Regions from separate parts of the Homo sapiens genome. Here region 2 is linked to region 1. The links are chromatin loops, found by intact Hi-C in ENCODE. Cell type or tissue: ascending aorta. All regions are shown on one strand. Each heading gives the region's core, and the rest is flanking DNA. Links, peaks and the distances in the headings are about the cores only.

The links. Peaks named below come from ENCODE experiments on the same cell type or tissue, not always from the same donor. Only the 100,000 strongest peaks of a DNase experiment are listed, where the experiment ranks them.
Region 2: a loop joins it to region 1, with 2.2 times the contacts of the local background. A loop is called at or near these places in 6 of 110 quality-filtered maps.

The regions. Positions count from the first base shown.
Region 1 is chr2:237,162,740-237,178,144 of GRCh38, reverse strand. No RefSeq gene overlaps it. Among named protein-coding and RNA genes, the nearest start is that of COPS8, 85 kb to the right of the region's middle. In ascending aorta, for the core only: a CTCF peak has its summit at 6,556; a DNase peak (open chromatin) is centred at 6,586; H3K4me3 peaks cover 921 bases; H3K27ac peaks cover 1,296 bases.
Region 2 is chr2:237,249,283-237,264,687 of GRCh38, reverse strand. It overlaps LOC105373953 (a long non-coding RNA gene), which reads right to left. Exons shown (of 6, transcript XR_924035.3): 5 at 7,482-7,597; 6 at 7,012-7,258. Among named protein-coding and RNA genes, the nearest start is that of COL6A3, 160 kb to the left of the region's middle. In ascending aorta, for the core only: no CTCF peak of the experiment used is centred there; a DNase peak (open chromatin) is centred at 7,667; H3K27ac peaks cover 1,775 bases.

The DNA of each region.
Region 1 (15,405 bases), core at 3,018-11,017:
GGCTTAAACAACAGAAATTTGCTTCTCATAGTTCTGGAAGCTGGGTCAAGGTGCCAACAGTCAGTTCCTGGTGAGGGCCCTATTCCTGGCATGCAGATAGATGCCCTCTTTCTGTATGCTCACAGAGCAGAGAGAGAGAGGAAGCATGCTCTCTCTTCCCATATGAGCACTAATCCCGTCATGAAAATTTCACCCTCATGACCTAATTAACCCCCAAAGACCCCACGTCCAAACACAATCATATTGAAGATGAAGTGTTCAACGTGGAAATCTGCGGGGACACAAACATGCTACCCGTAATACCTCATCATATGACAAATGTGTTCAAAGACAGTTGGGATCTGACCCAGTAGGTGATCCCTCTCCAGTTAAAGAGGAGCTAGCGAGGGAACAGAGAGGGAGAATACTTCCTTTCTCCCACTCCCAGCCCTTGACATTTCCAATGAGGAGACAGAGCCAGAACTTACTGCCTCCATGGATGAAGAGAGAAATGTGGGGAAAGGAAGAGAGAGGTTAACCTTTCCTGGTGGCCCCTATACTCCTCTGATTCTGGTCTCTTGCCACCCACTGGGCTCAACAACAGCTTGTCAGAAGGCTACTACTGAACTTCCTTACAGGTGAGTCCACATCACTGTATCAGACCAGACCTGCTCCCACCTGAGGGGTAACTGTTTCACTGTCCTCAGAACCTTTTGAAATAAGTCAAAACAAGGTATTAATTAAGTCTATGTCCAAATCATACCCCAAGTCAAAAGTTTATTCATTTTCTCTTTCTTTGCCATGTCCTTCAGCATACATTGGGCTAGGCAGTATACTGGATGCACTGTACCCTGCTTCACACCCTCTCAGCCCACCTCTTAGTCACCCTCTGTGGCATCTCTCTCCCTCCACAGATACATCACATTTATTTGTTTTTTTTTTTTTTTTTTTTTTTTTTTTTTTTGCCACAGGGCTAAGGTGTGGGTGCCTGGCATTCAGCTTTGCTTCAACCTGGAAGTGCAGATGAGTTAACATCCCCAGGAGGAAATCTTGACCCATAGGGAATGAGAGCTGATGCATAATACCGCTATCCATCTATTCAGCAGACAATCCTGAGGCCCATTCTAATGGCTTCTCAGAAGAATCTAGTTAGATCAAATTCTAATTACCCATAATGGTGAGCAACTTAGTAATCTCACCTGTATTGGTTTTCCCTCTTTCTCTGGTTCACTCTACTCTGTTATCTATTATTGCTACCTGGGATCACATCTCTGATCTAACTATTTGCATACAAGCCTTGTCTTAGCTCTGTTTTCTGAGAGGGACTCAGGTTAAGATGTATAGTGATGTCAAATAATCATAATACAATAAAGAGTGTTTCAAATTTGAGTAATATGAACCTTCTCTTACTATTCTCTTCTGGGAAACAAAATCCAAATAAAATATTCTTCACTTTATAAATTAAAAAGCAAAGAAATGTCTGAAATTCTCTTTTCCCTGTTGTTGCATAGAAGACTCACTTAGGGAAGAGTGTGAATTTCTTCTTTAGCAAGTTTATTCTAAACCATCATCCAGTAGGATGGATATGATTTTGTTAACAACGCCAGAGTTGAATTAATCCAACATTCTGCTGTAGTTACTTCATATTTCCTTTAGGTAGAAAAATACAATATAACAGATATAGCCAGAGGATACTCATTCTTTCCTCTGCATTCCCTCCCTCTCCACAAGTAACCCATTTCTGAAGTTGTTGTGAATTCTACCCATAAGTAAATAGTTTATATGTAAACGATAAGAAGAATATCAGTGAAAGGTTTTTGCAGGAAACAGGATGATGAGACATTATTATGTGTTTGCTTTTCCTAGGTTTCAAAGAGTCCAAAATAACAAATATGAAAACAATACTATAAATGTTCACTATTTCATTACTACAAATATTAAAATTCAGTATGAACACTGAATATTTCAAAATGTGAAACCATGGGACAAATACTAAACCCTCATGATTTATAACTAAATTTGTACTGTGCAGCAACACCATTTCTCCCAAGAAATGATAGTCCTTTATTGTTTTGCCAGATATGAATACTAGCAGAGACCTATGATTATTAGAAGAAACAGGATAGAAGTGAAATGAAAGAATAAAAAGAATCTTGATTTGAGCCTCCCTTGGAGGTCAGTTGTTCACAATCAAACTCAGAGGGAAGAAATATACCATCAAGAGGTTGGTTTTGGATACTATGCCCCCTAGATCCTTCCAGAACAAAAAATTATGCCCTCTCTTTCAGATAGTGCCATGTGGAACAGAATTTGAGGCTACTTTCTACCAACTTTTTGACGTAGCCAAAATCCCATAGATTAGCATTCTGTAGCTCTTTCAGAACTGAGGTTTGTTTTTGTTTTTGTTATTTAACACTGACTCTGTGTTTTGGTAAAGAAATATTACAAATCAACCAACCAACCAAGATAAAACATGTCAGCAAGAACTATGTCAATCCAACAATGCCATATGAACTGTACATAAACTCTAAATTTTGTGAAATGAATCTTAACTAGAATGAAAAGTCTGTCTCCCTAAGACTCTCATACCAAGCTTGGCCAAGAAGATATACCTGTGATATACATTTACATACTTAATGGTAGACCACTAAAGCATATGAAGCAAAAACTGACAGAATTGAAGGAAGAAATAGACAGTTCTACAGTAATAGTTGGAAACTTCAAAAGCACACTCTCAATAATGGATAGAATGACAAAAAAGATAAAGAAGGAAATAGAAGACTTGAATAACACAGTCAACTAGCTGTAACAGATATACACAGAATCATCTATTCAACAGCAACAGCATACACATTCTTCCCAAGTGCACACGGAACATTTTCTGGGATATGCCATATGTTAGGCCACAGATTAAGTATAAATAAATTTAAAAATTGGACAGTTTGATCCACTTACATTTAAAGTAATTACTGTTAAGTGAGGACTTCTGTCACTTTGAGATTTATTTGAGATATCATGCAAAATATATTCTCCGATGGCAAAAGGATGAAGTTAGAAATCAGTAACAGAAGTAAATTGGAAAATTCACAAATTTGTGAAAATTAAACACCACACTCTTAAACAACAAATAGATAAAAAAGAAATCACCAAAGAAATCACAAAAGAAATCACCAAAGGATATATTTAAGCTAATAAATATATCCATCACCTCTCATACTTATTTCTTTGTGGTGACATTTAAAATCCACTATTTTCAAAATTTTGAAATATATGATACATTATTATTAAAGTATGGCTACCATCCTGTGCAGTAGATCACCAGAATGTATTTCTCCTGTCTATTATCATTTGTTAATTAAAAATAAACTTTTAAAGAAGAAAATACTTAGAGACAAATAGAAACAAAAATACAACATAACAAAACTTATGCAATGTAGTGAAACTAGTGCTAAGATAAATTTGTAGAATACCACCCTGCTCTCTTTTGATTACTGTTAACATACAATGTCTTTTTCCATCCTCCACTTTCAAACAATTTGTGTCTGCGGATCTGAAGTGAGTCTCTTGTAGATCATGTATAGTTGAATCATGTTTTTTTCCCCTAATTTTGCCAATCTGTCTTTTGATTGGACAGTTTAATCCATTTACGTTTAAAGTAATTACTGTTAAGTGGGGACTTCTGTCATTTTGAGATTTATTTTCTATATGCCTTTTTTTCCATCATTTACTATATTATAATCTTAAAACTACAAAGCTTTAATTTAAAAAATGAAAGAAGACATAAGTATATCCATGGGATATACTTAAGTATATTCATGGATTAAAAGACTTAATGTTCTTAAGATGTCAATAATGTTGTTAAGATGTCCATACTACCCGAAGTGATCTACACAGTCAATGTATTCCCTATCAAAATCTCAATGACGTTTCTGAGGAAGTAGAAAAAACCATCCTAAAAGTTGTATGAAATCTCAGGGACCTTTAATAGCCAAAGCAATCTTGAAAAAGCAGAAGAAAGCTGGAAGACTCACAGTTCCTGGTTTCAAAACTTGCTACAAAGCTATAATACTCAAAACAGTGTGGTACTGGCATAAAAACCAATGGAATTGAATAGACAGCCCTGAAATAAACCCTGTATGTATGGTCAAATGATTTTTGACAAGGGTACCAAGATGATTCAATGGGGAAAGGACAGTCTTTTCAACAAATGTTGCTGTGAAACTGGGTATCCACATGAAAAAGAATAAAGTTAGACCCTCACCTAACACCATATACAAAAATTAGCTCAGAATGGATCAAAGACCTAAATGTAAGACCAAAACTACAAAAATCTTAGAATAAAACATCAGGAAATCTTTATAATATTGAATTCTGTAATGATTTCTTGGATATGACACCAAAGGCACAGGCAGCAAAAGTAAAAGAAACAAATTGAACTTCATGAAAGTTAGAAGTTTGTGCATCAAAAGACAATATCAACAGAGTAAAAACGCAACCAACAGAGTGGAAGAAAATAATTGCAAATATATCTGATAAGGGATTATTACCCAGAATATATAGAGAACTCGTAAAACTCACCAATAAAGAAACAAATAGATTTTAAAATGAGCAAAGGGCTTAAGTAGACATATCAGCAGTAAGCACATAGAAAGATGTTCAATATCACAAATTATAAGGGAAATGGAAATCAAAACTACAATAGGTTACCACCTCACACCCATTAGGATGGCTACCATTAAAACAACAACAACAACAACAAAAAATAACAAGTGTCAACAAGGATGTGGAGAAACTGGAACCCTTGTGCATTGTTGATGGGAATGTGAAATGATACAGCTGCTGTGGAAAAGAGTGAGACAGTTCCTTAAAAATTAAAAATATAATTACCATATGGTTTAGCAATTCCACTTCTGGGGATACACCCAAAAGAATTGAAAGCAGGGTATTTAAGAGGTATTTGTACACCCATGTTCATAGCAGCATTATTCACAATAACTGAAACATGGAAGCAACCCAAGTGTCCAATTATGGATGAATGAATAAGCAAAATGTAGTATATGCATATGATGGATTATTATTTAGCCTTAAAGAGGAGGGGGATTATGACACATGCTACAAAATGGATGAACAACATGTCCACGGTGGACTTTCTGCTAAGTTAACTAAGCCAATCACATAACGACAAATACTGTATAACTCCACTTATACGAGATACTTAGTCAAAATTAGACACAGAAAGTAGAATGGCTGTTTTCAGGGCTTGAGGGGATAAGAGAATGGAGAGTTGTTGTTTAATGGGAATAGAGCTTTAGTTTTACAAGATGAAAAGAGTTATGATGATGGAAGGTGGTGATGATTGCACAGTGTTATTAATATATTTAATACCACTGAATTGTGAACTTAAAAATTTTTAAGATGCTAAATCTTATGTGTATTTTACCACAAAAACATGAAAAAGTAGACACGCTAAGGAAAAAGAAAAAAAATAGTATAGTTATTTTGGAAAACAGCTTGGCAACTCTTAAAGTTAAAACACACTTACTAGATGACCCAGTAGTGAATAGCTATTCATCAAAGTTATATTCATAATTGCCCCAAACTGGAATCAAAGTGTCCCTCAACTGGTAAATAAATTGTGATACATCCATATGACTGAATACTGGGTAACAATCAAAGGAATGAATTCTTGATACAAGCAGAAGAATCTCAAAGGCATTATGCTAAGTGCAAGAAGCCAGAATTGAAAGGCTACAAATCTGATTCCATTTATATGATATTCAGGAAAAGGCAAAACCATAAGGACAAAACAGATCAGCAGTTGCTAGCCCTGGGGATGGGGAGAGGGGATTGAGCAGAAATGGGCTTGAGAGGAATTGAAATATTTCTATGGAGGAATATTTCTATGGCAATAGAAATACTCCATATCTTGACCATTGGTGGTGGTTAGTCAACTGTACACATTTGTCAAAACACATAGATTTACTGTTTAAGTGGTAAAATGTACAAAAAAAGAGTAGTGATGAAAACAGTAACATAAATACGGCAGTTCAGAAGAAAGTCGTAAACGTAAACTGTGGGCAGAACTTCATTGCTGGCTGCAAAATATGAAGCTATATATGGGCTGAAGATAATTTAAATTGTGATAATGCTCTACAAGTGTAAACAGGAATAAAAATGCTCAGTATGATTTTTATTAGACTTTCCAGAAAGTGGCCTATTGTAAAATATTTTCAACTACTGGCGTGAAGCCATTCAAGTTTGAGGTTGTTTTCCAACAAAGCACAGTGACTTTTCTTAAAAATTAATGACTTTTGAGGTTCTAGGAAACAAATAGTAAACAATTATTTGGGGTGTAAAATACATTTTGAAGTTAAAGACAGAGAAGAAAGTAAAAGCAGGGGGGTATTATCCAAAGCTGCAGTCTTGTAGCAACACAGACGCTGTTTTCTCAATTCCTGAGATTCTTGCACAATCAGTCACAAAGTCAAGGCATTTCGCTTAGAGAGAAATCTGAGATTTCTGTTAGCAAAATTCTTTGATCAAATGACACCATCTGGTGTTGCATGATATCAGTGGCGGATACCAGTTAGAGTTCTGTTTTACAACTCGACAAAGCCTGTGATACGCGGAGGATCAGTTTGCTCCTGGTTGCTGTGTAGGAGGGAGAAGTCCAGGAAGACTGCTGGTTCTGTTCCCACTGAAAGCCAGAGGCTGTGCAAGTCTTGATGTGGCCTGAAAATCGTGCATGGCCACGGTACTGAGAGTAGAGTCGATATTGGTCTGCAGCAAGGGAGGTACGGATTTATTAATACAGGAGGGGAACCCTGGATGGCCAACCCACACGCTCCTGAGTTCATTCAGCCTCTGGCTCCTAATTCAGTGTTGGATAAACATGGGTGAAAATGGAAAAAAAATCAAAGTCCAGCTACTGAATGTAATATCAGCACAACCGTCTGAAGAAATAAGCAGAGAATGTCAGAATCTGCTTTCTTGTGCTAAATTACAATGATCTTTCAAGAAGAAAATTGTCAACAGGAATTTTTGAAATGAGAGATATTTAAAACCCCATTTGCATTACCCTAGTTGTGCCCGCTCAAATCATTCTAGGATTTCAAGCGGCTTGATCAGATAAAATGGTGTATTTAAACAATATCTAATGTCTTGGATATCCAGAATCTAAAACTGTGGGTAGGGCCTTTTTTTTTTTTGAGATGGAGTTTCACTCTTGTTGCCCAGGCTGGAGTGCAATGGCATGATCTCGGCTCACTGCAACCTCTGCCTCCTGGGTTCAAGCGATTCTCCTGCCTCAGTCTCCTGAGTAGCTGGGATTACAGGTGCACGCCACCATGCCTGGCTGCTTTTTTATATTTTTAGTTGAAACAGAGTTTCACCATGCTAGCCAGGCTGGTCTCCATCCCCTGACCTTCTCCGTTCACCTTAGCCTCCCAAAGTGCCGGGATTACAGGTGTGAGCCACCATGCCCGGCCAGGGTAGGGCTATTTTTAAAATAAGATACCAAGGTTTGTTAAGGAAAGCCACCTGTGGGCAGATGGTTGGAATGCTGATAGTTTGACTCTTCTTTGCTTGGGTGCTTTACTGGTCAGAGAGCAAAATTAATGAATAATCATTAAACACTCAAAACGACATCCAAATGCTGCAACCAAAATGAAGAAATACTCCCCAGAAACGAATGTATCTGTTGAGTGGATGTGAAATTATTGCAAAAGTAATACATGTTCTTTGGAAGTGTTTTAAGCAGAATATAAAATATAAATTAAATCCCTTCCCCAACCCCCCACCACTCTCCTGAGATAACCATTCTTAATAGTTTCAAATGTTCCATTCATGCTTTTCTTCCGTGCATATGCAGATACTCACATACACAAACTCTCACACACAGGCATGAAAACCAGATGTCAGATGAGGAAATTTTTCCTTTGGGATTCAAATAAAATTGGCTGGGGCCTCTTTCCACATGTATTGGGAAGTCCATGTTCCTCCCAGCCAGTCTGGGAGTTGGTGAGAAAGGGGGATGGACACCATGTTTCCTTCTGCTTCTAGGCTTCATTTTCACCTAATTAGTTCAGGGAATGACTGCTTTGTTATCCCAAATATTTTAATATTTCTCTTAATCCTCAGGTGCAAAAGTTTGATTTAATTACTCTTTAGTTTATGGGCCACCATTATAAGTGGTCTATGCTGGGTCCTCAGTCTTTCTGTCTGTCTGTCTATCTATCTATCTATCTATCTATCTATCTATCTATCTATCTATCCATCCACTTATTTAATCTGTCTACCTGTCTACCCATTTTTTTCCTGTCTACCCATTTGTACATCCACCCATCTATCCCTTTTGCTTCACTAAAAAATTTATCTTATTCTCCTGCCGTTTGTTAATTCTGTTTTCCCTAATCTGCATCCTCTAGTTTATGTGTGTTATTCTACAATGTGTAATTGTGCATTGCAAGTGCATTTTTAATTTACACAAATGTTATTGTGTCAAATATCTCACAGCTCTTTCCCCTTGGTTTCCACTCACCCTTGTCACTGAAACAGCACCCAGATTAGCAGATGTGCTAATTATCAGACAACTGAGGAATTGCATATCCTGTTGCTTAGCCCTCTCTCTTCTTCAAAGACTTTAACATCTACTATTTTGAGGTCCCCCCCGGGTTCTCTACAAAAGTTCTGTACCCTCTCCTGCACTTGGACTCACATGTACTGCATGGTTGATAGTGTATATTTAAAGTCTCATTCATGCTGTGCTAAACAATGGCCTATACAGGCCCCTTTTTGACATTGGTGAGAAGTAGTGATGGGTGTCTGGAAGGTTTCCTATCCACTTACTCTCTGTAAGTGGATCCCAATCTCTGTAAGTGGAAGGGGCACTGTCCGAATAACCAAGGCAATCCTAAGCAAAAAGAACAAATCTGGAAGCATCATGTTACCTGACTTCAAACTATACTACAGGGCTACAGTAAATAAAACAGCATGGCACTGGGACAAAAACAGACACATAGATCAATGGAACAGAGTAGAGAGTCCAGAAATAAGGCCACACACCTATGACTAACTGATCTTTGACAAAGCTGACAAAAACAATGAGTAAAGGACTCCCTATTCAATAAATGGTGCTGGAATAGCTGGCCATATGCAGAAGATTGAAGCTGGACCCCTTCCTTATACCATATACAAAAATCAACTCAAGGGGATTAAAGACTTAAACGTAAAATCCAAAACTATAAAAACCCTCAAAGACAAACAAGGTAATAACATTCTGGATTTAGGAACAGGCAAAGATTTCATGATGAAAAACCATCAAAAGCAATTGCAACAAAAGCAAAAATGGACAAATGGGATCTAATTAAACTTAAGAGCTTCTACACAGCAAAAGAAACTATTAACAGAGTAAAAAGAAAATCTAATGAATGAGAGAAAATATATGTAAGCAACACATCTGACAAAGGTCTAATATCCAGCACCTATAAGGAACTTAAACAAATTTACAAGAAAACAGACAACCCTATAAAAAAGTAAGCAAAGGACATGAACAGACACTTTCAAAAGAAGACATACATGCGGCCAATAAGTATATGAAAAAAAGCTCAATATCACTGATCATTAGAGAAATACAAATCAAAACCACAATAAGATACCATCTCACATCACTCAGAATGGCTATTATTAAAAGTCAAAAAAATAACAGATGCTTGTGAGGTTGCAGAGAAAAAATAACACTTATACACTGTTAGTGGGAGTGTAAATTAGTTCAACCATTGTGAAAGGCAGTGCAATGATTCCTCAAAGAGTTAAAACAGAAACCCCATTCGACCCAGCAATCCCATTACTAAGTATACACCCAGAGGAATATAAATCATTTTACCATAAAAATACATGCATGTGGATATTCATTGCAGCACTATTCACAATAGCAAATACATGGAATCAACTGAAATGCCCATCAATGACAGACTGGATAAAGAAAATTTGGTACGTATACACCATGGAATACTATGCAGCCATGAAAAAGAATGAAATCGTGTCTTTTGCGGGTACGTGGATGGATAAAGAGGCCATTATCCTTAGCAAACTAACACAGGAAGAGAAAACTAAATATTGGATGTTCTCACTTATAAGTGGGAGCTAAATGATGAGAACTCATGGACACAAAGAGGAGAACAACAGACACTGGGGCCTACTGGAGGGCGGAGGGTGGGAGGAAGAAGAGGAGCAGAAAATATAACTACTGGGTACTAGGCTTAGTACCTGGGTGATGAAATAATCTGTACAACAAACCCATGTGATGTGAGTTTACCTACATAACAAACCTGCACATGCACTCCTAAACCTAAAATAAAAGTGTTTTAAAAAAAAGAAATTTATCTCCCTACAGATTTGGATGTTGTTGCTGTTACTAAAAGGAATGAATGGCTATAGACAAGTTTTCACATTAAATAACAATGTCTCTCTCTGTTCCAACTACATATAGACATATTCATTTTCTCACAAAAATGAAATCATATAGTTTATGTGCATTCTGTTTCTGAATATATTTAGAATTACAAAACCCTCAAACCCAGTAGGGAGTACTGATGGGAAGTAGAGAGCACTTAAGTGCTGAAAGTATCCTCTCATATGGAAATAATATCAATTACCAATAGCGCATCCTTAGATGAAATGAAGAAGTAATCAGCAGACACCTGTGCAAAGATATTTATGACATCATTACAGTGGATATTTGTTACTGAGGCTATTCAACATCTAAACACCACATATTTTGGGGGAAATCTTAAGATAGTGGCAGGCAGGACTCCACCTTGCACCCAGACAGCAAATGAATGCAGCGAATCAGGTGGCTTCACTTGGAACTTTGCATTGTGAGCCGTTCTGGCCGCAACAACAAAAGGTCGCTGCAGCAAGGCCAAGCCAAACATGGTGGTGCCCACTGCCCCCAGCCCCATGCAAGTACATATCCCCTATTGAGATGCTGGCAGTGGTAAACCTCTCCTGGTTTCTGCCTGAGTCTGGTTCTGCAGATCTTTATAGGATATCAGAGCTGCCTGATAGCCTTTCATTTTGCCAGAGTGGGTTTCTAATGTAACTCCTCCAAGCACAAACTTTGGAAAATTGGATTAAAAGAGCAAAAGGCATCTGATTAGCCAGGAGATAAAATGATGAGAAGAGAACAAAAACAGGAGTTAAAAGTCTCTAAAAGCGAGATTCTGGTTCCCAGACCATGAGCAATCACTTGGTGAACGTCAGGACTTAACATAAGGAGGTAAAGATGAGACGGTAATCAGAAAGTGGCAACAGCAGGACACATCCAAGTCAGAAGAAAGAGGCCTTCTGAGAGCGTAAGAGCAGATGGTGTGAAGAGTGTGTGCCTCCAAGGAGGTCAGAGCTCAGGAGAGAGCTTGGGCTGTGGGCAGAGAAAGGAAAGAGTCCTTAACTGCCATGTAGACATCCCCATGGCACAAGATAGAGGGTGTGGATAATTCAACTCTCACATCAACCTCCGAACATCCAGATCGAGAGATAAATGTCCAGAGAGAGGCTGTAAGGGAGTGGAAACAGTACCCACCAGACATTTGCTGGAGCCTTGGAGATTATGTCAGGGAACCACAGCTCTGCTTGAATTCTGACCAAAAAGTCCATTAAACAGGTTTACAAAACTTAGAGAAAGAACAAAATGAAAAATTATTGACCCATATACTCAACTTAACCTTTTTGTTTTCTTTTACCTTATTTTTTGTTAGGATGTAATTCTAGGAGCCATGTCTTTTTGCAGAGTTTATGTATCTGTAGATGGCTTCACAATGAAAATATTTCTTACAATTATCAGAAATATTTAGGTAGCTCTTGACTATTTTTGTGCCATTTAGAAAAGAAAAGGAATCACTGGACTCTCTGATACTGTCAAGAGGTCAGGTATTAGATAACTGGTAGAGATGAGTGAGCTCTCAAAGGAAACTAAGCAAGATCAGCCACCAGGACTAGAGGAAAATGAGGGCGTGTTGTGGAAGTCCTGAGAAAAGTGTACTCAGAAGAATGGGAGCCACCATCTGGAATGGTGCTGAAAGGTCGGCCACCAGGAGGCTTAGCACAGGGCTGCTGAATTTAGTGGCTGGGAGTCATTGGTGTTTCGGGTCTGCAGCCACTTGGATAGAATGGTGCAGATGGATACAGGTTCTAGGATGTTAAGGAGTGAATGGAAGGACGTCTGGAAGCAAGGTAGCTCAGCCTGATGTGTTCTCCTCCACTATTGCACACAAGGATTTTGGATCAGGAGAAGAAAATGCTCATAATAAATGCACAGCCATGCTTAAAAGCAAGAAGGGGCAGTGTCCGATGCCCCAAATGTAAAGAGGGCTCAAAGCTAAGATGACACTCTACAGCCAATGCTGGGGCAGTGTGACTAAGTGGCTTGAGCACTGTGCTTGAGTTTTCATGCCCATACAGGGCAGGAGACAGGACTGTGGGTGCATTCCAGCTGGGGAGACAGGAGTGATATACCTGCATGAAGCAGGGGCCCTTGAATGGCTGTTCTTATGTAAGAAGGGACCTAGAAAAACTTAGCTCCCTATGGAGAGGGCAAGGAAGACTGCCCTCCAGTGGAGGAAAAGCTGTCCCTCTGGGAAATCACCTCAAATGCTGAGCCTAGAAATGAACAGAATAATGGGTCTGGGTCCAGTTAATCCTCTTAGATCCTGAAGCAAATAACATCCTGTGCCAGGAAAGCTTCCTAGCTGGGGACTCAGAGATGCGGCCACATCCACCGACCATGAACTCACAATTAATAATACAAAATACATAAGGAAATTCACCACCAAGGATGGATCAGTACCCGTGATGAATGGTTAAGAAATAAAAATCACAGGACAACCTATTAAAGATGACCCAAAATGGCATATTTATAAACATTACAGAGATAAAAGAAGACACACAAATCATAAAGGAAAAGCTGGTAGTTTATAAAAGAAGTCAAATAATAAACCTGCTGAAGTTGAAAAACATAGTCATTCAAGAGAAAATTCAATGAGAAGATTAAGCTATAGATTAGAAAAAGGGGAGCAAACAAAGATTTAAGGAAATCATTCCAAATGTAGCACAGAGAGAGGGGGAGGTGGAGTCGATGAAAGTGTGAAAGTATAAGAGAAGCGAAGACTTAAATGAGAACAATCACACACACACGTGCTGTGCTCGATAAAGGCATGAAAGGAAGCACAAATGTGGAGGTAGAAAGGGGAAAGGCAGATCCCATCCATCCCACAGCAGTCAGGAAAGGGATGAGCGGAAGAGGGAAGTTAGGAACCCACAAACCAGATGATAGGATTAAACGGGATCAGTGTCCATAAACATGGATCAAATTCACTTTTAAAAGAGGCTCATACTGATTTCGACATTAAAACACAGCATGAGAAAAGAAATACACGGGCCAATCTCACTTTCAACAATTTTACGGGAAGTTATCTCAAACAGAAAGAGAACAGACTATCCATGTCTTCTGAACTGTTCCAGAAACCAGACGGAGTGGGAACATGTTCTAACTCATTTTATAAGTTAGGTCACTGAAATCAGATGAGTATGATACAAAAGAAATTATCTCACTTATGAACATGAAAACAAAAACTCTAAATGACACATTAGTAAACCAAATCCATCAATGTGTTTAAAAGATTTTTTAAAGTATAATTAAGTGATATGTATACCAATAATACAAGGGTAGTGAAACATTACAAAATTATTAATATCATTCACTACATTATCAGATGAAACGAGAGGATCATATGATCAACTCAATATATATAGAAAATACATTTAGTAAAACTTATCACCAGGAATACAAGAAAATTTCCTTAACCTGGTCAAGGCTTTAGGAGATCACAAGAAACCCCACATTAAATGGTGAGGCTATGGAAATACTCTCTTTAATTCCCTTAAATGTCAGAGACAAAAAAAACATTAACCTACTGTCTCAGTTTCTATTTATCATTTTACTGGAAGTTCCAGACATTGAAATAGCAAAAGAAAAATTAAATAAGAGGTAAAGAAATTGAAAAAGAAGAAACCAAATTGTCATTATTGGCAGAAGAAATAATCACTGACATATGAAATCAAAAGATTCTATGTACTATTATTCTTAAAAGATGAATTCAGCAAGCTCTGGGATAGCAGATCAATATTCAAAAAGCAACAACATTCCTGCACACCAGAAAAGACAAATCACAGAATGTAACAAAGTTAAATACTGATTGCACTCACGGTAACATAAAGTTCAAAAGCTTCAAGGAATAAGTAAAAATAAAAGATGTTTGGCAAGAAAATAATAAAATTGCATTGGAGGATATCAAACATGCCTTAAATAAATGGTGAGAGGGAGAGAAAACCAGAGAAGGAGAAAAACTATATTCACGGATAGGAAGATTCAAATTATCTCCCAGATTAGTGTGTAAATTTAATACTAGGGCAATACAACTCTTAACAGGGTTTTTAATAAATGTGACAAGTTGATTCTAAAGTTTGCATGAAAAAGTAAATAGGCCGGGCATGGTGGCTCACGCCTGTAATCCCAGCACTTTGGGAGGCCAAGGCAGGTGGATCACCTGAGGTCAGGAGTTCAAGACCAGCCTGGCCAACATGGTGAAACCTGTCTCTACTAAAAATATAAAAAATTACCTGGGCATAGTGGCAGGTACCTGTAATCCTAGCTACTTGGGAGACTGAGGCAGGAGAACCACTTGAACCTGGGAGGCAGAGGTTGCAGTGAGCCGATGTCATGCCATTGCACTCCAGCCTGGGCAACGAGAGCGAAATTCCGTCTCCCCCCACCAAAAAAAAAAGTAAATAGCCCCAAATGGCCAAACTATTTAGAAAAGAATGCGAAGAAAGGACTCACCCAAATATTGAGACCTAGTATAAAGCTCTAACATTTCAAACAGTGAGTTTCTGACTCCAGTAAATATAAATATTGCTGATGGAGCAGAACCAAGAGCCAAGAAAGATACCCACACACACACAGGAACTTAGATATGACCACGATGGTATTTGAAGATCAGTGAGAGAGGAACAGAAAGTTTAGAAAATAGAGCAAGGACAACTAGATCAAAGACTTAAATGTAAATCGTATAACTTGAAAACTTTTAGAAGAGACTAAAAGAAAATATTGTAACTTTAGAGCAAAAGAACACTTCTTAAAGAAAACACACATGGAGAAAAAGAAAGATAAATCTGACTAACTAGAAATTGAAAACTTCTTCACAACAAGGAAATGCCAAAGTTAAGTCACTGTTTAAGGGAAGCTACATAAAACATTTATGATCTAATCAAAGATTAGTGTTTGGATTCTATAAAGAAATCCTTCAGGCCAGGTGCAGTGGCTCACACCTGTAATCCCAGCACTTTGGGAGGCCGAGGTGGGCAGATCAC
Region 2 (15,405 bases), core at 4,533-12,532, 85 kb before region 1:
ATGAGCTGTTCATTCCCTGCAGTCCCCACCACCCTCTACTGTTTCCCAGCACCGCGTATTCAGTTGCCAAGGATCATCATTATGGGCCGTTTCTCTTGCAGTAAAGGGGGAAGAAAAGATTTCCTATATCCTTCTTGTGCCCTATACAAAATGCAAACATAAAAAAGCTAGAAGACTATAGGTTCCAAGAAGAACAATAAAAGTAAACCAACTGAGGTGTAAAAGTGAAAAAGAATTTGGTATGTTTACTTTACAAACAAAGCATATCTGTGTAGAAGGAATTCAGTTAAAACATTGTCATTAATATAACACAAATACAGCAATAAGGTCTATGATCCATATAAGGAAGAGATGCATGGTGGAAAATTTAACAAACTATAAAAAAGAACACTTCCATATATTTTGTTTTTTAAAAAGAAAATTCAATAACTAATGTGACTGAGAAATACACTTATGATTGAAATGTAAAACAATTGCCCAGACATAAGGGCAAGTTCATAAAAGGGAGTCTTGTGAGTGCAGTAGAAATCGTGTGTTCTGAATAGAGAGAAGTATTTGGAAATGTGAACCTAACTAGAAACCTGCTGTTCCGTCTGTGTAGACACAGCTAAGAATGCATAGGACAAGTTATAAGAAAAAGTGAATCATTTGTAGCATTATTTTTTGTAATGATGAGAGTCCAGATGTAAATAATGCTCTCCAATAAGCCCTGTGTGTTCAGGTGTCAGTGAGAATATTTGTAAATACTTTTGAATCTGTCGTGCAAGGAAGACCAGATCTTCAAGCAGTGACTTGGTTTGAAATATTGAGATAAGGCTTAAAGTTTAATGCAGACTAGTCAAAATTTACATATGTGACCACGTTAGGCTCCTCCAATAATTGCTTCAAATGTTGGGTAACTAGCCAATCCAACAAGTTCAATACAAAATGACAATACTTTCTCCAACAAGGGACTTGGGTTGTCCATCGTGGCATGTCCTAGAAAATGCTTTGTGCTAAACAGAGAAAGCAGACATGTGCCATGGACATGTAGTTAACTCGGCAAATTTCACGCATGCCTGTGCTGAGCCCACTGGCCACTCGACATCAGGATTGTGGAATTAGATGTGCAATGTCCCTGTTGGCTGTGCTACGGGAAAGCAGGTGCTTTCGCCTTGGCATGGTGCCAAAAAGATGTTTTAAATTTAAAAGGTAACATTTTTCAGTGAAAAAATTTCTGTCCTTAACAGATAATTTGGGATCAAGACTCAGCTTTTTCATAAATTCAACAATCCATCTCACACTTGGAATCTTTTTCCTCTGCTCAGGCATTAGCCACTTGTTACACAATTTTGTGATTCAGTTCCTGTATTGCAAAATTGTCTTTGAAAAACTCACTTAGAATAATATGGCTCATGTATTAGTCCATTCTTGCACTGCTATAAAAAATACCTAAGACTGGGTAATTTACAAAGAAAAGAGGTTTAATTGGCTCACGATTCTGCAGGCTGCACAGGGAGAGTGGCTGGGGAGGCCTCAGGAAACTTATATCATGGAGGAAGGTGAAGAGGAAGCAGGTATGTCCTCACATGGCCAAACCAAGAGGAAGAAGCGAGAGGCGGGAGGTGCCACACACTTTTAAACAGCCAAATCTTACAAGCACCCAGTCACTATCATAAGAGCAGCACTGAGGGAAAAATCCGCCCCATGATCTAATCACCTCCCACCAGGCTCCACCTCCAACACTGGGAAGTACAATTGGACATGAGATTTGGGAACTCTGATGACCCATTTTCCTTTGCTCTACCTGAATGATAGCCTCCAAATTGTGGCATTGAAAGTTGAAGTCCAAAAAAGATTTTCTGATTTAAAACTTTATGAAAACAACCTGACATTGTTCAGTTTGCCTTCCTCTTTATACGGCAGTGGGAATGAAAAGCTATGAATAGAAGTGATTGAACTGTTCCTCCATTTTAACATAGAAAACTAAAGGATACCTTAGAGTCCTAAAGGATGGCCTTGAAATACCAGAGTTCTGCCATTACATTGGCAGAAAGCCATCCTGCAAAGGTTACCCCTGTGTTCGGAAGGCCCACACGTGTGATCAGCAATGCTGAACACAAGGTCTGTTGTTGATAATTCAGAATAGTGGATACCCTGCACCCCATTTCCCCTAATGGTAACGTCTCACCTTAGAATAGTACAATTGTTAAAATTAATGAGCCGCATTATTATTAATTAAAGTTCACACTTTATTCAGAGTTCCCCAGTCTTTGCCTAATGTCCTTTTTCTGTTCTAGGATCCTGCATGACATTGAGCTATCATGCTTCCATGAGATCTTCTGAGCTATGGCAACATCTCACCTTCCTTGTCTGTTTTCTTTTGATTCTTTTTGATGGCTTTGTCAGTTTTGAGGAGTATTGGTTAGGTATTTTGTAGAGTGTCCTTTAATTGGGGTTTGTCTGGAGTTTTTCTCTTGATTAGACTGGGATTATGTGTTTTTGGGAGGAAGGCCACAGACTTAAGGTGCCATCCTCATCACATCATGTCAAAGGTACATACTGTCAACATGACTTACTACTGCTGACCTTGATCGTCTGGCTGAGGTCGTGTTTGTCTACTGTAAAGTGACTCTTCCCCATCCCTGACCCCCCTGCCATTCTGTCCCCTTTGGAAAGAAGTCACTATCTGCAGCCAGCACTTTTAGAGTGGGGATGTAGGCTTCACCTTCTGGAGGATGAAGCATCTACTGAAATTGTTTGGAATTCTTTATATAGGAGATTTGCCTCTCCTGTCTCATTTATTTTGATTCAGTGATTTATTTGTGTCAGTATGGACACATGATATTTATTTTGCACTTTGGGTTATAATCCCATATTATGTGATTTTTGTTGCTCGGATTCTTCAGCTTGTACAGTTGGGAGCTCTTACAGTTGGCTCCTGTGCCTTTTGACAGAACCCCATTGTTCATTTGTTTTTACTTTTTAAAATTTTTTGAGCACTACCTTACTTTAGGCCACTACAAGATGTTCCAGGCTTATTTTGTGTATTTTTGCCAAATTGGCCTGACATGGTTAGGCTTTGTGTCCCCAACCAAATCTCATCTTGAATTTTAATCCCCAGGCGTTGAAGTAGAGACCTGGTGGGAGGGGATTGCATCATAGAGGTGGTTTCTCCCATGCTGTTCTTGTGATAGTGAATGAGCTCTCATGACAGCTGATGGTTTTATAAGGCAGTTTACCCTGCTCTTGCTAGCTGTCTCTTTCCTGCCGCCACGTGAAGAAGATCTTTGCTTCCCCTTTGCCTTCTGCCATGATTGTAAGTTTCCTGAGGCCTGCCCAGCCATGTGGAACTGCAAGTCAATTAAACCTCTTTCCTTTATAAACTACCCAGTCTTGGGTATTTCTTTATAGCAATGTGAGAATGGACTAATGCACAGCCATTTCTCTAAGGAGTTCTGGTTCCTTTTATTGGAAAGTGATATTAGAAACCAAGATCTGGGCACTAGGTGTATGGGTTACACTTTAAAATTATGATTTTAAATTTCTATCTAATGTTCTTTACCAGGTATCATAATTTATTTAAACATGTTGAGTCTTTTCCATTTTTTGCTATTATGAACTATGACCAATGCATCCCATAGGCAGGTGTAATGGAGAAATTTTAGAAGGATCGACTCCAATCCTTTGTTTCACAATAATAACCTCTAAAAGGTGTTGTTCAGTCACCTTCAGTCATAGAAACCAGTGTGTGAAAATGGACATTGGATCCTCCTGGCTATAAATGGGCTCTGCAGCTCCACCCATTGCTCTCCACCATAAGCAGAATGGCCACCCACTATGGGGTGGGAGGGAGATTACAAGCAGGCTCTCAGCTGTGCTCTGGTCTGCAGCTCCCGCAGGGCACCTCGTCACCTTTGTTTTTTCTCCCCTGATCATAGGATAGAGTCACATTTCCTCATTTGGGAGCAAGGAACTCATTAGTTATCCTCGAGGTCTCTGGGCACCCAGAGCTTGCCTCCCAACTTTGCCTCACATTCACTTTTAAATATTTTATTTAATGCTGTCCTGAAAGATCCAACTGTGTAGGCCTCCATTTATAGAGTCCCATGTTATGGTACCAGTGGCAGGATTGTGGGGTGGGAAAACCAACCAACCAACCAACCAACCAACCAACCAACCGGCAACCAAACAACCATCAGATTAAACTGAGTTTTGGTCTCTGACAGACTTGAGGTGGACGTTACAGTTTTATAGCTCTATCTTTCTTGGAACTGATCCATTCTTGCAGAGCTGGGAATTTTTAGTAATGCATATGAAAATAATTTATATGTTACAAACATGACTTTTTTTTCTGCTTTCCTTTTTTCTTTTACTCCCTGTCTTTTTTTTTTTTTTTTTTTTTTTTACTTTCTCTTCCTTAGCTTATCAGAGGACATAGAATGAGAAGCATGTTTCTCTAGGGAATTCTCAGACTTTGGAGATAAGATGTCTCAAAGGTCTGTTATGGCTGTGGAAGTCTGGCTCAAGTCTTTTCTGTCTAAATCCCTGCTAATAAAATCACCCCTAGCAAAGGCAACCCTGAGACCTGGTTATAAGGAATACCTGCAAGAATCATTAAAAAAAAGTTTCTAGAGATCTGGAGTTATTATACCAGACATTAAAATTTGACCCCATTTTTCCTTTTCTCTTTCTTTCTTTTTAGGTTGTGACATTAATGATGCTTATAGAAATAATAAGTTAATCTTTTAACCTTTTGGTTTTCTACAAGATATGGAGATTCACAGTTGTCTGCTAGGTGGGCTTATGATGATAAATAAGACAATAAATGCAGTGCCAACACATGGCATGGCATATAGATTTTTTCAACTTTTCTTTTTATAGGCAATAGTGTTTTTAAAAGATTTTTAAAATTTTAATTTCTTAGTTGACAAATAATACTTGTGCATATTCACGGGGGTACATCATGATTTTTAGGTGCATGTAATGTATAGTGATCAAATCAGGGTAATTAGCATATACATCATATCAAACATTTATAAGCTCATTGTGTTGATAACATTTGATATCCTCCTTCTAGCTATTTGAAACTGTATAATATTTTATTGTTAACTATAGCTATCCTACAGTGGTATAGACCACTAGAACTTATTCCTCCTGTCTAGCTTTAATTTTTTCATCCTTTAACAACTCTAAAAAAATGCAAGTTGGAAAGTTTGAAAAATCAACATCGAATAGACACCACTCTGCTTGCATGATTACAATCTGAAACATTCTTCGTTGATTTACATATTTGGTTGCTGGGTGTCTTTTGCTCTGCTTGCATTCCTAAAATAGCCTCATAAAATAGTAGGCCAAAGCAAGACTCCGTCTTACAGGATGCATTACATATTTTGAATCAGAGACCATGATGGCCAGAGCCCATGGGTCCAAGAATTAATCGCCATCCTAGCAACCTGGGATTCTGAGGGCTTGGGGATCTCAGACAGCTGTGCAGAAGCACTTGCCCCCCCATCAAGGGACACAGCAATGACTCTACTGAACTAGAAGCAGAGACTCCGCATGGCCATTGTGGGGTCCTAGAGGCCACTGGACAAACAGTCACAAAAGGAATGAGTCTATAGCTCGGGTGGTTGATCCTGGTGACCAAGGGGAAACTGGGTTTCTGCTGCGCAGCAGACGGAGGGAGGAGACTGTCAGGGGCAATGAGTGCCCCTGAGTACTTGCACGTAAAAACTAACCAACAGTAAAGTTTAGTAGAAAACTAGAGAAACTAAAGAAAAGGCAGGCTGATCAAGGACATAACCTCCTTGTAAAGAATTGGAGCAGCCACGGTCTGGCTTAGGGCAAGGGGAATATGGAAGAGCCAGAGAAGGAAGCCACACATCCTAACATGGCTCAATGCCAAATTACAGAAACAAGGATTATAGAAGCTCTGCAAATGTTCTATTTGTTTATGACAAGTATTTTTTTCTACATGATAACCATGTTCATCGTTTTTCCTATTTTTATTTCATGTACATGTTGTTAGAAATTCATTTTATAATATATGCAGAAAACATGAGTTAGACTACGATTGAATTTGAGAAGTGATTAATATAGCCCATCACCAATATAATGACCTTGAGAACTATGGGGCTCCTGATTTGAGGGAAAGGCTAAGAATTTCTTCATTTTTGTCCTCTTCAGTTTGGGGAAATGTCTTTCCTTCGATTTGAAGAAAAGAGGCCCATTTCTAGCAAGTTCTGCTGTTGCAACACCACAGCACTTGCAAAAATTCCCTGCCACCCACTGAGCTATGGCTGTGCCCTCTCGGCATGTCTGAATCTTTTCAGCCCTGGAAGCGAGGGCCCTTCCACGAGCATCCATCTCAGCTCCAGGGACGGAGAGTGGCGGCTCCCTCTATCTGCTGCTTTGTATTCTTTAGAGTTCACTTCTCACTAGCCAATCCCTTGTTACTCCAGTTCTACATTTTACTTATTAATTCTTTATACTCAACTTTCCCCGTTTAAGTTACTGTGTGGTTTCTACTTCCTGCTTGAACTGCAACTGATACAGACCATAATCATCTGAGGAGAAAAACATACATACAAGCTTAAAAATTATAAAAATTAACACTGCCTTGAATAAACAACACTACTCACAATATTGCAAGGTGAAACACAATCTTCATTGCTTTATACCCTTGATTCCTGGGTGTATTTTGTTCTGCTGCTAATCCTAAAAGAGCTTCATAAGATATTACTTAAAGGCAGTTAGGGTGCCCCATTCTCCCCGGTGTTGATCAGCTTAATGCATAAAATACCTCTGTTTCAGGAAAACGTAGTCAACCAGATCCCTGAAATGCTTGCCAGCCTAAGCCGGCTCAAGCTGTAAACCATCTGGGCCTCAGGACAGTTTAAAATGGGGATGTGGAGGGTGGAATGTTTCTGAATCGAATGCGTGTGTGTTTGTGAATTCCTTATGTCTCATTTTCTGACCTCAAAGTGTAATCTTAAATGAAAAAAACAAAAAACAAAAAAACCCCAGAACTTCAAAAGAAAATTGCTTTTTAATTTCTTGGTGGAATGGCAGGAAGAGCAGAGTCCGCACAGCTGTACCGGATGCAGGATCGGAAAATCACTTCTCTTCTTGATATCAGACTGGTCAGCACAGCAGCCAGCCCTGCCAAGGTTCAGGTCTTCCCGCTCTGGGGCAGCCAGACCGGGTATAGCTGTCTGATTTTGATTTCTGAGGGTTGTTTTTTTTCCTCAGTAAGCCTGGCTTCACTTTCCTCCATCTGTTGAATAAAATATTATCTGGATTACTTAAAAAAATTTTTTTAAGGTAGCTGCATTTCTTGTTGAAGAAACAGATTTTGAATTTATGTGCCTGAATCACCCTTGAGACCTTTCCACACCCTCGTGATCAGCTGAAAGCCCCTTCTACATCTGCGCATGTGGATCTGGGGCCAGAAAGCACTTAGATGTGTGCATCCTGTGTCTGTTCAGGAGCTTGTGTACCTGGGGAACTCACTGAGAGTAAAGAGCTGTCACCCTCACAGGTGATGTCCACGAAGCTGCAAATCCATGTGCTTTTCTGTAGCATTGTCATTCTTCCAAAGGAGCCTGGAATTTGCCTGGAAAAAAAGAGGGTGTGGTGTGCAAGGAGGAAAATATTATTTTCACTGGTGACTAACTCACCGTGTGATCTTGGGACGCTGCCTCCCTGCTCTGGGCCCAGCTTCCACAACAGTGAAGGGCTGGAGTTCCTTCCAGCTAAAGAATGGTACTGCCTGAAGCTTCCTCCTACATTTCTCTTGAAGAACCCACTCTAGAGGGGCTGTGGTAGCAGCAAGCTGTGGATTTCCCCTGCCTAGTGTATGCATAGCTACTCAGTGTATAAAAACACTGCCTTCTATCTGGCCGTTAGAATAACGATAACCACGTTTTTCAAAGGGTGATCCACAGAATGCAAGTCCCACAAAACAGGCTGAAAAAAATGGAGGGTTTTGTGATCAAGGCTTGGGAGGTGAAGCTGGCAGGAGGTACCAGCCGGTCTGGGAAAGGAGGGCAGTTGGCTGCTCAGAAGTGAATCTAGCCTGGGCTGGGAGGGAGACGGTGGAAGTGGGTCACTGCCATCCCCACGTGTCCACTGGGCATTCAGAGTGTTTGCCAGAAGACCCTCCTGTGCCTCATTCCTCAGCCTCTAAGTGGACATCTTGGAAGGGCACCAGCCTTGTAAGGAGATGGCAAGACCAAACCCCTGGGGAACCCCTCACAATCTGGCCTGATCCTGCCATTTTCCAAAAAAGAAACAGGTTACACAAGGTTGTTGGTGGAGTTGTGTCCTGATTCCTGGTCACGCGGGGCAAGGCTGCCTCTCCAATCCCTCACCTTAGTCTTACTCCCACTTACTCTGCCTCTGGTCACAGCTTCTTGCAAGCTCTAGATCCAAACAAATGGGGAAAACCAAAGGTGCTTGGAGACGTGTGGTCCAGTGGGAATGGTTTGGTTCATGTCAGCAAAGCACCTGTCACATGGAGGCTCCATGCCTAGGCTTTGGGCTTGTTAGCTGAGTGACCAGGGGCCATCACTTGCCTTCTCCAATCTTAGCCTTGTCTTTGTAAAATGGTGATCATACTCCCTTTCTCGTCTTATGAAGATTAATGAAGACAGTGCACATGGGACTGAATGAATGACCTTAAAAAGCTGTTTATAACTAACAATAACACTTGAACGTTGATTGATAGACTTAACTACTGTGTACGGAACACTCACTTAAGACAAGAGGGACAGAGCAGTGCACAAGGAGGATGGAAAACTCACCCACAAAATTCTCACATCCTAGTGACACAAGCTACAAAATGAAGATATTCAAGATCCATGAACGATGGGCATGATTTCTAAAGGTTTTTCAGAGGCTACAAACTGGCTCTAGAACTAAAATTGAGGATCACAGAATGCTGGAACCCTCACTATCCATTTGTGACTGTATGGGCGTCTTTCCTAGTGGGTTACATGCTTACCTCTTAAAATTCACAAGGATGGGTAGAGAGGTTTTTTCAGATGGAAAAACATTCTGAACTCCTTTGTGTGCAGTCTACTCAGTATTATATTTTATCATACAAGAACCTGCTGGGTTTTTTGTTTGGACATTTAGAAACATAAACCGACATTTAAGGCCAATTTAGATTTAAACTAAATCTAAGAATTTTATTCTTATACTTTCTGGTGCTCCTGGTCTAATGAATAGTTTTGGATGTGGGAGGAAAAGACATCCCTGCATTGTTAACAAAAGAGACACAACAGACAAATACCAAAGTGACTCACCAGCACACCGCAAATGTGAGTGGCCAGCTTCCCCCACTCCATCTGGGATTGTCAGGGGCTTTGACAACATTCAGCACTTTATGATAACTTCATATATGGGCTAATCTTTCCATTAAAAAAATGGACTCAAGAATGCAATTGGTTTGAAATTTCTTTGGGAGAAAAAAGCCTACACATCTTGCTTGGTGTTTGGACCTTAGAACTAAGAGCTATTTTCTGGCCTTAGTGATTCCTGGGAATCTTTTTGTAAAAATGACATGGCAACCTCTGCTTAAACACATAACATTTATACATTATTCATCCTGAACCAAGTCATGGCTGACTTGCTTTAAAAAAATAATAAGTGTAATGGTGGATACCTTGGAAACAAATAAACAAGATATCTATCCATTAAAAAAAAACTAAATTAGGATAACAGAATAAATTGTTTCCAGTACATTTAGTTCTTGAGAAGCAGAGTACTAGTACTTGACATTTGATTGTAACAATCAATGAGCTGTTGAAATGACTATTTAAGACAGTATATTCCCAAAGATTACCTTTCATTCAAGGGAGGCTATTTTTGGTGTGAGTTTCCAGTGTAGTAGGCTCAAGGATTGTTTACTCTCTTCTAGTGGTTTGTGCCCAGTGAGAACTTCGGTGATGTCTGTGGGTTTCATTTCCTAGAAGGAACACCCCTAAGGAATTCTGCCTAGTCCCACGTAGATTTTTTTTTTCTTGAACTATTTAATCATCCCAGTCAATTTGTAATTTGGGGAAAAATAAAGGAATTTGAGCTATTATTCAGAATTGTGTTGCTTAATTTTTGGTTTGCTGGTAATTTAAATGGTGATTTAGATAAACAGAATTCCATGATGAAACTTATCCAGAGGACAGGGAAATAATGATTATAGCTAACATCTGTGGATCACTTAACAAGTAGCAAGCTTGTTCTGTACTTCCCCACTAAATTCTCATGACAACCCTATGACTTGGAGACCCAACTTTTCTCTGGTTACAGTGCCCTTAGGATCTCAGGAAATTTTCCCTGTGGCCCCAGGTCAAAAGAAATACCAGTTTTCAGTAGTTAGGTCCAACCAACCCAAGAGTTGCAGTATTGCAATAGACATCATGATTATGTCAAAGCTTCATGCAGTATCTGATAGACATCTCCATGTTTCCTCCTGGAGATTTAAAATGTGCATTGGTGCCCTTGTGAGTTTGTTGTGGCATCTTGGGGTGCCTTGGCACACAGCTTGGGAACCATGGCCTCATGAGGTAAGTCTTATCAATATCCCAGTTTGACATATGGGAAAACTGAGTATAAGAAGGTCTAGGTACTCAGTCAAGATTACCCAGCTGGCAAGAAGGGATGGAGCAGGGAGTCAAACCTCCGGTGGGTGATTCCAGAATGCACCCTTCAGCCTCTGTGCTCCTCACCCCCAAGCCTGTTACTATGGGGAGAATTTCAGGATTCCAAAGCCTGAATGGCATAAGTGGAAAGAAGAATTTGGGATGCATATCAAGGGAGTCTTGCAAAAAGGTGATCTAGAACTAATTCATTCATTTTTCTTTCCCTTTTTTCCACTCATTTATTCATTTCATTCATTCAAAAAGCACATGTTGCCAGGCACTGAGCCATGCCCCATGGAGCTCAGTCTACTGGGGAAGATGGAGAGAGATGACTGATCAGAGCTGGGATGGAGTGTTCACCAGGTGCGTAGAACACAAAGCAGGCTCTGTCTTGGGGCAGGGGGCAGAGGGGCATGTAGGTTTATGAGCAGCAAGGACAGAACCAGTCATACCAAGCAAAGCCAGAAGAGAACAGACCATCTGCCTGGAAAAATGTGACACAGCCCTGCCAAGGCTGTACTTGTATTTCACGACCAAACTACCCGTGCCCTGCTGATTCATTCACATTGTCTCACCTTCTCAGACGGCTACAATTACACACTCATTAAATTCAAACTTGCATGATATGCATAGTCTGCAAGAGATACAATTCCTTTAATACGATGGTGATGGAATTCATACTTGACTCCATATGATATTTAAAAATAGAAATTCAATGCCTTAGCAACTTTTACTTATGTTTATGTGTGTGTATTTTTCCCTTTTAAAACCAGTAAGTCATGTACAGCTCCACCCTTTGATCAAATAATGCATGACTTTTCCTTGTTGCCAGAATCACATTTTCCTCCTCCAAGGCTATATTTCACAAATGCAGCATTCAGCTGGCATTCATTGAGCACCTACTTGCAAGGTGACTCAGAAACTCATTTCTCCACTGAAGTCTCAGTCTGGTGAAGGAGAACGAAAAGGACCTACAGATTCAGGGCACCTGCTAGAGGGTATGGATTTGAGCAGGGTCTTTAGGAATAAATTAGGGCAGGAAGCAGAAGAGGGAGCAGGATCCAGCCAGGAGGAGCACCGTGTGCAAGTTCTAGGGCCTGAGGTAGCACAATCCTCAAGCAAACCATAGCCACCAGGTCCTGCAGCAGCAAGCAGCTGGGGATGGCTGGAATGGAGGAGCCAGCTAGGGAGTGTTTGGAGATGAGGCTGAGGAAGGCAGGGATGCAATTATCAGGAGCTGGGTTCCTTTGGTGGGAAATTGGCATTTTTTGAAGCCACTGAAGGATTTCAGCAAATGAGGGTGGTAATCTTGGTGACCTAGTCCCTCAAATGAGCCAGATATGCAAAGTCAGACCTGAGTATAAATTGTACCATTTAAACTAATTTTTTATACCCCTTGCTATTCTCCGTTTTCGATAAACAAATATTGACTAGGCTTTGATTGTATATCAGGTGCCATGTGGGAACCATCTCTGAGGACAGTCTTCTTTCTGATCAGCAAGGCTCGAGGGTCGCTAATGATAATCAAAAGAGTCCCACTTGTCCTGCTCTCCCTCTGCATCCACTTCTACCACACTGATAAGTAGAAAGAAAGAAAAGTCAACAACCTCAGGATGCTGGCGACGTCATGCAACCCCTTGATGAGTTTTTCCAAGCTGAAGACAGTGAGTTCTGTTTGCCTCAGTTGACAGGAATGGAGCCATCATCTCACATAACTACATGTCCCTGTCCTTTGGCTTAAAAGAAAAGTTAGTCTGTTGTGTGTATTTTCCAACATTTAACAGGGCATAAGAACGTTTTCCTATTTCCTAAGAAAGGCCCAGAGACTATCTCTTCATGCTGCCAGACTCGGGTGGATATGCACTTCTGCTCTCTGACACAGTGCTGACCTGCCCTTTTTCCTTGATATTATCCCATTCAAAGTCCAGGTGAGATAACTGTGAGGTAACTGTGTGTGTGTGTGTATGTGTGTGTGTTTGTGTGCATTAGAGAGTCTGTGTTAGAGAGAAAAAACATTCTAGGGATATTTATTTCCTACTTTGGGTATACACCACACTGCTTCATTTCTTTGCTCTAATTGCTCTGGTTCTGGGCATTGGGAATTCTTTAGGTTGACTCCTGTGCTCTTTTGACATATTCCCATCAATATGATTCTTCCTTATTTTTGAGCATTTTCTTATTTCTGGCACTACAAGATGCTCCAGGCTTGTCTTGTATAATTTCTTGCCAGTCCTGGAATCATCCATTTCTCTAAGGAGTCTTAGTACCTTTCACTAGAGTACCTTTCACTTAGTATTCTACACTAAGATCTGAGTACTAGGCGTGCTGATTGCTACCCTGGGTGTCATTTCTTTTAGGTCCTCTCAGCTGACACAGCAAGGACATATATGCGTGCATGCTAATCTATGTAAGTATACCTATCAATAAATAGTTCCATATGTAAATATCTATACTAAGATAACATGTGTTCATATTGATGTCTCCAACTCTAGTCTGTTACCACGGGCATCACTGTTGTCTCTCTTCCTTGCTTAACTGTGCATTCCCACTCCAACAGTGAGATATCTTGTTCCTGCCATTTGCCATCCATTTACTTAATTGTTCAGTTTTAATATACATGTATAGCAGTATTAGAATTGTTAACCTGTGTTTCTTGGGAAACAACTTTATCAACTAGAGCAGTGGTCCCCAACCTTTTTGGCACCTGGGACCAGTTTCATGCAAGATAACTTTTCCACGAACCAGGGGAGAGGGGATCATTTCAGGATGATTCAAGTGCATCACATGTATTTTTATTATTGTTACAGTGTAATATGTAATGAAATAATTATACAACACACCATAATGTGGAATTAATGGAAGGCCTGAGCTTGTTTTCCTGCAACTAACGGTCCCATCTTGGGGAGAAAGTGACAGATAATCAGGCATTAGATTCTCATAGAGTGCACAACCTAGAACCCTTGCATGGACAGTTCGTGGTAGGGTTCCTGTTTCTATAAGAATCTAATGCACTGCTGATCTGACTGGAGGCAGAGCTTAGGCGGAAATGTGTGCAATGGAGAGCAGCTGTAAATACAGATGAAACTTCACTTGCTCACCTGCTGCTCACCTTCTGCTGTGAACCCCGGTTCCTAACAGGCCATGGACCATTACTGGTCCAGGGCCTGGGGTCTGGGGACCCTTGAAGTAGAGTACAGTCTTATATAAGGTTCCTTTTACCTTTAGTCTTATGTACTCTACTCATTTCCAAAGTTACTTAGGTCAGCACCTTTTGACCTACCACCTTCAGTGAGGTTGTTTCATACATTAGCAATGCATTTAGATTTTTTTGGTCTGTCGGCATTTCTTTCTGAGATTTCTCAACCTCCTAAATACTTTTTAAAAATTTATGTACATTAAAACTCACTTTTTATGCTGTAAAATTTATGGATTTTTACAAATGCATCATACCGTAAAACCACCACTACTGTATTATACAAAATAGTATTACTGCCCTAAACATTCCCTGTGCTTCACTTATTCATTCTTTCCTCCTCCTCCTTCTCCTCCCTTGGTAATTACTGATCATTTTACTGTGTTGATAGTTTTGCCTTTTCTATAATGTCCATCATGATGGTTAATGTCATGTGTCAACTTAACTGGACCACAGGGTTCCCAGACATTTAGTCCAACATTATTCTGGGTGTGTCTGTGAGGGTGTTTCAGGATGAGATTATCTTCTTTTTTATTTTTTGGGTGGTGGGGGAATGGAGTCTCACTCTGTCACCCAGGCTGGAGTGCAGTAGTGCAATCTCAGCTCACTGCCACCTCTGCTGCCAGGGTTCAAGTGATTCTCCTGCCTCAGCCTCCCAAGTAGCTGGGATTACAGGCGCCTGCCACTGTAGCTGGTTAATTTTTGTAGTTTTAGTAGAGACGGAGTTTGACCATCTTGGCTAGGCCGGTCTTGAACTCCTGACGTCATGATCCACCTGCCTCAGCCTCCCAAAGTGCTGGGATTACAAGCGTGAGCCACCACACCCAGTCGAGATTATCTTTTGAATCTCTAGACAGTAAAGCAGATTGCCCTCCCTATTGTGGGCCTCATCCAATCAATGAATCCTAAGTAGAACAACAGGATGTGTGAGAAAAAGACTCCTTCTGCCTGACTGTTGAGCTGAGACATCAGTCTTCTCAGGTCTTTGGACTAGGATTGGAACTACACCACTGGCTCTCCTGGGTCTCCAGTTTACCTAATGCAGATCTTGGGACTCCTCAGCCTCCATAATCACATGACTCAGTTCCTTACAACAAATCTAATCTAATCTAATGTCTACATACCCATGCATCCTGGATAATACAGATATTTGTCCTGAGAGTGATTCTAGAGAAACAGAATTTTAAGGATGAGTTTTCTAAAGCTGTAAATAACTTTTTTTTTACAGTAGTAAAGAGAACATTGACTGTCCATGGTAAGATCTGGAAATATGGATACACAAAATATCACTATAGCATACTCCTAATCAACTACTTATATAAAGCAAGGATACTGATGACCAAGAATATGATACACTGGAAACTTTTTGGCAAACTAACAAAAATAATGAGATTAGCTGGTTGCTTCTAATGTCATTGGACAAGGTGGGAAAAGAAAGAGATCAGATCAGGTATTTGAATTCCCAGAAAAATGATCTAAAAGCTTCTGTGTGTGCCCTAAAGGAGACCCTTATCTCCTGTAGTTGCAGGGCCGATATTGCTGAAAATTAAACCTAGAACCTCATATTGTGGTGGGCTGAATTATTTAATA